2 separate regions of the Homo sapiens genome follow, and region 1 is linked to region 2. A link is a loop called in an ENCODE intact Hi-C map of the cell type or tissue named here. Cell type or tissue: HCT116. All regions are shown on one strand. Links, peaks and the distances in the headings refer to the core of each region. The heading gives the core; the rest is flanking DNA.

What was found. Peaks named below come from ENCODE experiments on the same cell type or tissue, not always from the same donor. Only the 100,000 strongest peaks of a DNase experiment are listed, where the experiment ranks them.
Region 1: it touches region 2 in a loop (2.6-fold over the local background); 10 of 110 quality-filtered maps call a loop at or near these places.

The regions. Positions count from the first base shown.
Region 1 is chr10:3,479,242-3,485,113 of GRCh38, forward strand. All of the region lies in intron 3 of LINC02669 (long intergenic non-protein coding RNA 2669), which reads right to left. All of the region lies in intron 1 of LOC105376360 (a long non-coding RNA gene), which reads left to right. All of the region lies in intron 1 of LOC124902538 (a long non-coding RNA gene), which reads left to right. LOC107984192 (a long non-coding RNA gene) reads left to right here and starts at 4,306. Exons shown (of 2, transcript XR_001747329.1): 1 at 4,306-5,872. In HCT116, for the core only: no CTCF peak of the experiment used is centred there; a DNase peak (open chromatin) is centred at 3,260; H3K4me3 peaks cover 893 bases.
Region 2 is chr10:3,760,449-3,766,320 of GRCh38, forward strand. It overlaps LOC105376363 (a long non-coding RNA gene), which reads left to right. Exons shown (of 4, transcript XR_001747332.1): 1 at 1-42; 2 at 2,570-2,945. Among named protein-coding and RNA genes, the nearest start is that of KLF6, 22 kb to the right of the region's middle. RefSeq lists enhancers at 633-732, 2,148-3,347, 5,374-5,872. In HCT116, for the core only: no CTCF peak of the experiment used is centred there; DNase peaks (open chromatin) are centred at 1,750, 2,773 and 3,583; H3K4me3 peaks cover 2,036 bases; H3K27ac peaks cover 1,832 bases.

The DNA of each region.
Region 1 (5,872 bases), core at 391-5,390, 280 kb before region 2:
GTAAGAGTGCAATTCTGCTGCCTGCTAGGCCTCCGCCTGATAATCCAGCTTTGCACCAAGAAAGGGAATCTTGGTGAGAAGCAAGGAGATGAATGCATGCTCTAAGCATTAAAATCTCAGGCAAGGCCATGCTGATGTACAGCTCTTGTGGACAAGTGAACACAGAAACGAGAGTGTGTATGCGGAATCCATCACAGAGCATCCACAGCCTGTGGTGACAAGTTCCCCCGCAGGAGAGCAAGCTGGGGATCACAGGAGTGTGTGTGTGTGGAAGGCACTGTGTCTTTTTCGCACATCCAAGAAGGCTCTTCTGAGAAATGGGCTTTTAGGAATTACTTGAGTCAATAAAGTTTTGGGCCCAAAGACCTAGTATCCCCCCGAAAGTGTGAAGGTCCAGAGATAAGAAAGAGTGATGATATCTAGTCAAAGCTAAAGCTGAGCCAGTTCCCCAGAGTGAAGAGGAATGAGAACCTATAGAACTAAGACCCTGGAGGGAAGGTGAAGATTTATGTCATTGTGGGGATGGATGTGAGCTGTTGAGTACTTGGGGCTTTATGGGGAGTCTAATGAAATGCCATCAAAAGACCAGCTGAGGGGGCATCACACTCACATTTGTGGTGTTGTGGATGAGGCTATTGTCTGACTGAGAGGGGCTGGAGGGGGAGTTGAGGAATTAGTGCAGTCCCGAGGCCATGGGGGCAAGATCTTGAACGAGTCCATCACAGGCCTCCATGTGAAGAACTAGATTTGAGAGACAAGTAAAACAGGATTGAGTTCAGCACCCAAAGGTTGCTTGTAGAACAAGAGATAAAGTCACCCTGAGCAGAACCCAGAGCGTCTTGTTGGGGAGGTTCTTGATCACTTTAACAGGACACTTAGGATCAAGCCACATCCCAGAAGGCAGGAGATGACCGCTGCCTCCAGCCTGTTGGGGCTCAGCTCTGCGCTGAGGCTTTTCAGAAAGGCCTGTGGGTAAATCGTTAGAAAGAATGGGCCACAGAGACAGGCACATGCACTTGCCTGTATGTATCCTTTGTGTTTGATGTTGTTCTTTGAAGTCTTCTAGAACTTGCTATAATTGACCAAGTCTTATGATTGAAAGAGTGAGGCTTTGAGGCGTCTCAGACCTAAGGTCAAGGGCAGCTCTGCCCTCATTGGCCATGTGACTCTGGGAAAGTGACATGGCCTTCGTTTACTAGTCTATGAGGTGGGGATAATAACAGTAAGAGCACAGCACTGTGGTAAAAACGGATGGCTTCAGGTGAACCTGCTGACTCACAGCGGGTTCCCTGCGACTTCAGTTCTCACTCAGAAGACATAATCCAAACTGTCTAGTGCTTAATGGGTATGTTTTCTCTCCCTGTCTGCTTCAACCCCCTGGACTTGCCCCTGAACCTCCTCCACCCCCCAAAAACTGTAAATACCTTGAGTTTGGGGGGACACCTTATAAATAAGTATTCCTGCATGAACTGTCCATTGCCACAGGCTCTTAGTAAAGACTTGTTGGATTGCATCGGATTGCTATCCACACTCAGCAGCCTGACCCTCAGCAAAGCTCAAGGATTCAAGGTGATGGGCAAAGCAGGCAGTTTTGAGTCCTACTGGGAAGCTGGAGTGGGCTGGGAATGCCGGAACCTCACTCGGCATGTTCCAAAGCAGAAGCTCTTGGTCTTGACTGAGTCTTAGAATTAGCTGGGGTGGGGTAGGGGAGGTTTAAACATCTCTGATGCCCAGGCCTCACTCCAGATCCATCACATCAGACTCTCTGGGGGCAGGACCCAGGCATAAGCATTTCACAGCTCCCTGGTTGCTTTCTATGTGGAATCAGGGTTGAGAAACTCTGTTCTAGTCCACAGTATCACCAGCAGACATGGGGAATTACAGCCATGTCATAAGTAACCCTTGGACTGCACTGCCTCTGATAAGATCCACAAGGTCATTGCCTTTCTACAAGTCATTGATGATGGGAATCCCTGATCATTTTCAAGATCTCAGTCATGAATATTGTGGATTGAAAAAGAAATATGTAGAAACAGGAACAAAATACTTTCATTATTTCTTATCCTTTGGCATACATTGAATTAGAAAACAAACCATCTAAATACTCTCACTTCAAGTTTAAATTTTTGTGAACTCTGGAAAAATAGTTTATTTATTAATTCATTTATACACTCACTCGTTCAGCTACGCTCTTCAGCAAATTGTATGTGGATTTTCCACTAGAACATAAGACAAGAGGGCATTGCCTGGTGTTCATTCACCATGTCTCCTTCACCCGTAACAATGCCGGGGACACCTCGAGTGCTTGTATTATTCTATGCAGGCTGCCATAACAAATACTACACACTGGGCAGCTGAAACCCAGAAATCTATTTTCTCACAGCTCTGGAGGCTGGAAGTCGAGATCAAAGCATGGGCAGGGTCGGTTTCTCCCAAGGCCTCTCTCATGACTTGTAGATGTGATCTTTCATCGTGTCCTCACAGGGTCATTCCTCTGTGTGTCTCTGCGTATCCAAATGTCCTCTTCTTCTAAGGACACCAGTCACATCGGATTAGGGTTCATCCTAAAATAACCATTTTAACTTAGCCACCTTTTAAAATGTCCTGTCTGAAAATACAGTCACATTCTGAGGTTGTGGGGATCAGGGCTTCAGCGTATGAATTTATGGGGGAGGGCAAAATTGTGTTTATAACACTGCTCGATGCATACAAACTAAAATGAATAGATGAAAATATTTGTAACAATGGAATTGGAGAAAAATGTGAAAATTCATTTGGGGTGCTTGTTAGATCTCCAAAAGAGTAGGTTTGGGGTAGAAATGCTGGAAATTCAGTGGTGGTCTGGGGTGAGCTGCCTTGATACTTGATCTGTCTTCCTTGGAAGGCATGCATCAGCCCATACCTTAGAATTTGACAGGAGACAATATCAAGGAAAACTTTCTCATCTCACAAAGATGGGAAAGAGGAAAAGTGATCTGCCATCTCCCTGTGTGTAGAGGAGGGCAGTGGTGCACGGAATAGGAGAGCCAGCGGATGCAGCCACTTGCCCTGCAAAGTTTGCATGGGCAACTGGCGTGGGCAGCGATGCTGCTGTGACAGAGGCCGAGGTGCCACCGGTGGTTCTGAGACGTGTGGAGAACATTTCACTCTTGGGAGCTGCTTCTTAGTCACCGCAAAACATCCATCAGAAACGAATCTGCCCATGTCCTGCCCGTGTGCTTCTGCAACATGTTGTAACCTGACACCGTTTTTGCATAAAGTTTGTAATTGGACCATTGCACCAAAGAAACCTGAAAAGCCTGCCGTGAATCATCAGGCACGGGAAGAAAGAGAGTGATGTCACGGAAATCTCATTAAAGTGTCCCCGTGCACATTGGAGATTCTTCGTTTTGTGCCACAGTCAGGAGAGGGGAGAAAACCTTTCCTAGGTGATGCTCCCTTGAAGGCTAAGTCTGAGTGTTTTAGGTATTTCCTTTTAAAGAAATCATGCACTATGACAAATGAAAGTGTGTAAGATTGCATTGTTACTTTCCTGTGCATGGCTGGACACACACTGGCGTCAGTCCTTGCCTGGGAAACAGTGGCATTCTGTACTTTATTGGAGTGCATTCTTGGGAAGCATTTGTTTGAGATCCTCTAGGGTCATCTAAGGGGCTCCCATGGCAAAGTGGCTGAAGATAAAAGTCAAGGTGAATCTAGCAGCTCAAAGTTTTCATGGGTCATTTATGATGGGTGTTAGGTCATCATCCTTGCCTATAAGATTGGAAATTAGGAGGCAGACTGACGTTTAAGCAAACAATTAGTAGTGTAAGTAAAGTTAATATGAAGAATAAGTCAGCTGGGCATGGTGGCTCACACCTATAATCCCAGCACTTTGGGAGGCCAAGGCAGGAGGATCAATGGAGCACAGGAGTTCCAGACCAGCCCAGGCATCATAGTGAGACCTAGGTTAAGACCTTGTCTCTATTAAATTTGAAAAGATTAGGCAGGGGTGGTGGTGCCTGCCTGTGGTCCCAGCTACTCAGGAGGCTGAGGTGGAGGGTTGCTCGAGCCCAGAAGGTCGAGGAGCAGTGAGCCATGATCATGTCACTGTGCTCCAGCCTGGGTGACAGAGCAAGACCCTCTCTCAAAAAAAAAGCCAATTTGAATGTTCTGTGTATGTATGTCTACATGCCCATGTGGTATGTGTACACATGTGTATGTGGATGCCTGTATGGTACATGTACCTGTGCCTGTGTTTGCATATGTGCACATGCATGTGCACGTGTAAATCTTTATGTGTATGTAGGTTTGTGTGCAAGAAAGTACATGTCTATATGTGTGTTAACATGTGCATGTATGTGTGCACATGCCTATGTGTACACACGTACAATGTGTGCATGCATGTACGCACCTATATAAGCATGTGTGTGCCTGTCTGTATGTGTACATCTCTGTGTACACATACATGTGTGTATAGGCATGTATGCATGTGTGTGGCTGCCTGTACGTGTACGTCTGCATGTGTCCACATATGTGTGTATAGGCATGTATACATGTGCATGTGGTTTGGAACAGGGAGCTACAGCATGACAGGCATGGCATTGTTCAGAGAAGAGAAGTGAGAGAAAGCTCCTGAACTCCTCCTCAGGAAGGCATCAGGAAGCGCGGCCTCTGCCTATCGGGATCTCACCACAGGGCTCTCCTCCCGACCCACTCCGCTGTGAGTAGAAGGGGGACATTGTCCCCACCAAGCCCCTGCATCCAGTTCTTTCCCAGCTGCTTGCCTTTTTCTCTGCAGGCTCCTGTAGGATGTACAGAGCCTCTTCAAGGGTAGTCCCTGTGACTTCCACCATGGGGTTGAGAGTGCAGACTGAGTTTTATGGAAATATCTCACGTGGTTCCACTTTCTCTGTTGGGGCCACTGAGCAATGCATTCCTTCTGGGCCCGTGTGGCCTTATTTTTCTGTTTTTTTCTTCACGCCCTATTGTTGAAGGTTCTATGGTTTCATATGCTTTATCCCGATAGCATGTTGCCCCCTCATAGCAGCTGGTTATTTGGCCCTGATGAGGTGGAGCTGGGGTTCCCGTTCCGGCTCCAGCCCTGGGCTGTTTGAAATTCACCCCGCCCTGGCTCTTGATTTCCTCTCCCTCTGGTTTCTAGTAAGGGGAGCGCCAGTCCAGTCTGAGCTCCACTGTCACTGCCGTCACCTTCTGATGGAAACCTGCTAGTTGTAAAGTCACCTCCCTCCATGCTCCATGGGAATGCTTGACGACTCCAGATATCCTATAATTAACTGCAGGGCTTGACGGGGGACAGAGAAACTCCACCGCATGTTTATTTTTACAAAGAGGCAGCCGCACAGAGGTTGCTGAGCACACATTTATGCTGAAACACTCGCCTAGGCAGCCCTCTTCATGGCCTGTAGGATGACAGTGAGGGCACTGTTGTGTTCAGCAATTGCCACAGGAAATGACTTTATGCAAATAATCCCAGGGGAGATGCTGTAGGCTCTGAGAAAGCCGTAATTACAGCTTCCACCCGGGCATTTTCAGTGATCAAGTCTCTGGAATGTAATCTTTCCAGGCCTTCTGGAACTGGGAGTGATAAACAATCATTTGGGATAATTGCCCGAGAGCAGCCTCCACTCTCCCAGAGGCCGTGGGGCAGAAATTCCAAGTCCCTGCCTCTGAGAAGGGGGTCCTTTGGCCACCTCCCTCCGCGGTCCTGGCCAACATGTCTGCATCTCTGAAATGGAGCTTTCCTCTCTCCTGGGCTGTTCGGAAACCGCCTTCTGGGATAGACATCTCCAAGGAAGAGCTGTGTCTACTTTGTTTCTTCCCCGCCTCTCACACCCGGTTCAATGTGATACCACAAATATGGCGAGCTGTT
Region 2 (5,872 bases), core at 650-5,649:
TGGTCCCGCTCCCAAATTAGACACTGGAGATAATGGATCACTGTAAGCATAAAAGGGGCTTTTTGTTTTCTTTTACAAATATGCCTAGATAATTCTCAGATACACCTGAGTAACAGCACACGTTCTCTACCTTTCAGACCTGTTGAGGGTGAGAGGGAGACGGTTAATGAAAGGCTGTGAGAACGCGATGCACAGAGTCCAGAGAACTTTTGAGATCATCATTCCCACCTCTGAGTTCCCAGCACTTTTTTTTCCAAAAACCGTTTCATACTTAACTAAGGAATCTGTGCTTAATTATTAGCATTAAGGAGAATAGTGAAGGCTAATTGTGGCCAGCGTTTTATTCTTCAAGGTGCAGAAAAACATACATTTCCTTCCTTCCTTCCTTCCTTCCCTCCCTCCTTCCTTCCCTCTCTACTTCCTTCCTTCCTTCTTCTCTCTTTCTCTCTCTTTCTTGCTTTCTTTAGCCTGTGCAGGAGTCAGACTCTGTATTGCATTTAGAATGAAGATAAGTCAAATTTTTAATCCCTGAGCCAAACACATCGGGTAACTTTCAAGTTCCCCAGAATCTTCTGATTTTCACTTGGGTTCAAAACCACAGTTCCACATGCAGTTGAAGTGGCATTTTCTTCCATTGGCAACTTCTGCATTTGGTATCAAACCTTTGGTTATGCACAGAGCTGAGGGAGAGCAAACCGATTCTTCACGCATGTTCCACCCTTGGAGCACTCACCCCTACCTCTAGGAGAGCCCCTAAAATGAGCTTGAGTCCTCCATCCAGAAACGAACCAACACTTCTCACAGAGAAGATGGCAGGGCCTCGTGCATCAGAACCCCAGCCAATCAGGACTGCAAATAAATACCCAGAAGCTGGTCTCAATGATGCGCTTGGTATAGGAAATGAAAGACGGAACCAATGGTTTCAACAAAATGAGAGCAGAACTGAAAGTCTGCAAATAAAAATTACAGGTCCTTCATCACAGCTTTCCCTCCACACAGGCCGTAAGAAAACCATGCAGTTCTCTAAGAGAATGTTTTTTTTTTTTTTTTTCCAAGAGCTCTTGAGTCATCTTGGTTTCTGTCTCTTGATGTAGAATTGACTCTGAAAGCAATAAAATAGTAAAAACACCTCATTCCCCTGCTTTGCATGTAATGGACTAACCAGGAAGATAAAATGTCCCACTTCCGGGGCTCTTCACCTGACATCACCTTAGTTTGAAGTTACTTAGCTTGGTATTCTGGCATATTTTAGAAAGCAAAAAGCACCTTAAACCTTAACATTTTGTGTCATTTCTAGGCCAAACACTTTGGGGCTTTTAAAAAAAGTACACCAAGATAAAGTCATCATTGACTCTGTTGAAAGAAATGGTAGGCAAAAATAAATAAATAAATAAATTTGACAAATGTATTAAAAATTCAAGGCTAAATGGGTTGAACAAAAGATTGGAAGCCGAGGTAATCTGTGAGAGATCCATGCCCAGCTGGCTAAGCTTTTCATCCTTCGGTTCTTACCCCTGACTTGCTGAACCAGCATGGTTAGAAAATGTGGGCCACACACACAAACAACGTTGAAATTCCTTGGATGTCAAGCTTTTGATTCACGCCCATTCTGTAAAGCATTAGGAGGTCAAAGGTGTATGGTTTTCTGCACTTTGGAAAAGAAGGAGCTGACCATTTCCAGCCTTCAGTGCTCTCTTTCATGCTAATAATTGAGCTGGAATTCCTGAAGAATGACACTGGGCGCTGAGGTTCGTCCTGGGAAGTAGGGGTGGGGTTTGTACCTGCAGTTTGCATAGGATCCTCCCACTGACCTGCCTGTTAGAAAGGACAGTGGCTTCAAAATCTGTTTGTTGTTCATTTGTTTTTCTCCCCATAGAGAACAAGGTGAGTGGAGGTATCTTCAATGAGAAGAAAGGCCTGAGCTCCCATTCTCCTGTTACAAACACACCATGTCAAATATTTTTCGAGTCAATATGTTTTAATAAGTGCTCTTTATTTATTGGGGCTACAATACTACAGTTGAAATTGTTTGCAGACTTCATTGATTTTGACTGGAGGTCCCTGGAAGGCATGGTGGTTCCTGCCTCAGCAGAAACTTGTGTGGCAATAGGAGTGGAGGCCAGAGAGTCCTTAGGTCAGTCCCAAATTCCCTGGGAAAAAAAGGGTTAACTGTCCCTGCATTGAATTAACTGTGGGGATAAAACATTTGTGAATACCATGTACACACATAAAATTGCCCCTAAACAAATTATTCTGGAGATACGTTATTCTAGCAAATGGTCATTCGCACAACGCACACAGCACAGCTGTCCTTTCTGGGTTCGTATGATTCAGAAGGTCCCAGCTGAATCGTGACAGCAGGTGCATAAGTGGCCTCGAGCTTTTTCCTCATTATTTCCAGCAAACCCCGTCTCTGTCTACTTACCTCCTTCCTTAACAGCCTTTTCCTAACCAATTCTTTCTGCTCCCCTAGAAATATTACATTCTGCAAATGCGAAAGGAAAAGAAATGGGTATCTGCTCAGTGCCGATTTCAGAGAGTATCTACAAAGCTTTTCTCTTTTGCACAGATACTGCACTGAAGACTCGGAGGGGTTGAGCCGCTGGAGCCACGCAAATTCAGACACCTCTTCCGCCCCAGGTCACTCTACTCGCCCACGCTGCCTGCCACACCCATCCGGTTGTGCGGGACACTCCCCGCGTTTCTTCAGCGATTCTTATCGGGCTCCCTCCTTGTTCAATAAAGGTGAAGGGTGTGGGGTTTTCTGTGCATACGCTCAGGAAGTTGAGTCCCGGTGAAACGTGTCAGGTTGCCATTTCCCAGGCTGGAAAGATTTTCCCAGGACGGGTATGAATAGACGATGAAAGTGCACACTCTTACCCGGCTGCCCGACCCAGGTGCCAGGCTTCTGACTCAGGACCATCTGTGGGTGCGAGTGCAGGGAGGTGAGTCACTGCAGCCTTGCTCAGTCCCCCTGCAGAGGTCAGATCCTGGGCCCCAAAAGCTGCTCCAGGATGAAAGCCTGCTCTCAGTGAGACTAAAATCCTGGTCATTTGTGTTCTGCAGTCATGAGCATGTAACCCTAATGTAGAACAACAACTTAGCCAATGACTATTTTTTCTGTTCATGCCACAGTACCTGAAGGAGAATTGCTGCTTCTCTTAATGGTGCCTGCCACCCAACCCAATAGTTAGCATGTGAACGTCTTGCTTGAGATCAGCTTCTGGGTGTAAAAATAAATTTAAATATAGAAAATTCAAATAACACCCATTCATTTATCAAAGATCTCAAATGTTCTATGATCAAGGCAAAAATCTAGTAGCCAAACAGAGGGTTCCCTAGCTGGTTTGACAGCCACACAGAAGGATGGTTTGTACACAGCCACTATTTTTCTAGAAGCCAGGGTAGCTTATGTTTGGGACATATATAAAATACAAGGTAAAGGCTCTTTGATTTGGGGAGGGATGATGGGAGGGGAAATAAAGGCATAAACATGAAGTAACAAGGGAAGTCAAAAATTCAGGTAGATAAGGCGAGAGCTGACGCTGTTGCAATCCATTCTTCATTCCCCATACGTGAGTTGCCTGAGGTTTCTGAGGTCACAGAAGCTGTGATGAACATGATTCAGTAGGAAGCAAGCAGGAATAGGAGCCAGAATCCTGAGTTCTCCTCTCAGCTCTGATGCTGACACTGTGATCTTATTATGTAAGATTAAATAAAAATCGTGTTTTAGACACGTAGGCAGAGAAAAAGTCACCATGCTGAAATTGGCCAAGGGACTGAACAGAACCTGTTGCGTAGGATCTTTTCATGATTCTAAGTTCTACAGGAGTTAGACACAATATCTGAACGGTCTCAGGTCTCTATCTTTAAGATACTAGAACTCAGGATTGAACTGGAATTTGAAGCAGAATACTCTGTTTGCTGAGTGCTGAGTTCTGCCAAGAGATAAATTTTTCTCCAGCCTCTGCAGACAGAGGCACCCTGAGCTCCTGGGATCTGGGGCAGCAGCCTCAGGGCTGTCCTGGATTTGAACGGCAAGTACAGAATTGCACCCATCCTCTCAGTAAACCTGAGCAGTAGACATCCCCATGCCCACTTTAGAAAGAGGGAGGTTAAAGCTCCCATGTGTTAATCAGTTCTCATGGTTAGAAACTTCTGGAGCTGGCATTTGAGAGATCTGTTGGACTCTGAAGCACATCTGTCTTCTCATTTAAGCCCTGTTCTAGGCATTTGCCCATACAGGGTGTGAGACTGGGCTTGTCAGTAACGTCCCTGCACTTGTAGAAACAGGACAGAAGAGGCTGCTGGCATGGGCCACCACACAGGCAATGGGCTAAGAAAGAACAGTCAGGATGCAAGAGAGAAATTTCTCCGAGTTCATAACCAGCCGATTGTGCAGGTGCAAACTTTGTGATCTGTGCACACCAAAGATCATTTCCGTATTTGCCTTGTAGCTGCCACTGTTGTTGTTTGCTAGGGAAAGGTGATAGTCCCTTGAAAACCTGTTCTGTTGCCCTGAGGCCACTTGATATCCAAAGTTTTCTTCATCCCTCAACCACAGCAAGCACTGACCCTCACAGTGACAGAGTGTGGGCAATGCACTCTGCACTCCTGAGTTACACAAATAAGGATTGATTTGATCGTTTCAAAACAAGGAGGTCACTGCAAAATTCAACAAATGCTCAGTAATGCCATTTTCTTCGCTGAGAGCTCCTCCTCTGCCAGCAGTACATGTCCCTCTCTAAGAAAAGGACTCTCAGAAGTGGGCAGATCGTAAGAGCTATGACTGATGATGAAGCAAAGATGAAAATCGTCTTCATGACTTGCATGTGCAGCAGAGGAAACCACAAGTTATTCCCTGCAAGCCGGAAGCGGGCGGATGTTTTCATGGCCAAAGCCAGCAGTCCCCATTTCTGTCTGTCATATTTTAGGGTAACTTGATGGAAGAGAGGGAGCAGGTGGCAGGGACAGCAAAGCACAGGCACCTTCTAGAAACAGTGAAGGGCTCAAGACATCCTGAGAATGCCAACTGGGTGCATGTGTCTGCTTTTGACCCACCCCAGATCTTTCTGTTTCTGAGTCCTGTACACCTGCAACAAGGGTAGGAGGGTAGTTTTTTAAATCGTTTTCCCTGTTTTACAAAGAAGAAATTACAATTACAATCTGGATCCCATGGGGCTGTGACATACATCACCCACCTTTGTGCCAGGACTGGGGCTAAGCTCCTTGCAGATACAATTTTTAATCCTGACAATCTTCCAGCACATTTGCTATCCTCAACCCCAGTTTTACAAATGACAAACTGAAGCAGAGGGAGGTGATGAAGCAGCTGCATCATATTTGAACACAATTCTCCCAGTTAAAGGTGCATTTCCATGCATTTGCTCTTGAGAGCTCCTCACCAACTCGCGAATTTAGGAAGATGAGAATTTCTCCTTCAGATACGTAGTGTGTTGGCCCACATCACAGAGCTAGTAGGGAGCTGGGTTCTGGAACCCAGGCCTTTGAGCTTCGGTGCATTTAATTTGTTGCTGAGATCTGAATATTTCCTTGTGACTGATCATGAAAACGTGATGAAATGGAAAAGAGTTACTAAAAGGAATGGTGGACGTGGGACTGGAAACAAAACAACGTGCCTCTAAGTTAGCCATTGGGGTAAAAGTGGAGCGAGGTCAGAGGCTCGTCAGGACTGTACTGGGCACGGCCCTGGCCTCCTCACTCACTGCCCACAGCAGCCCTCCCAGGGGACTGCACTGGTGGAGGAGGGGCAGACCCAGTCTGCCCTCGGATGGGACGCAGGGATTCAAAGTCCATTTTTCCATCTGAAACACTGACTGCATCACACGTTACCTTTAACTGGAAAAAGACA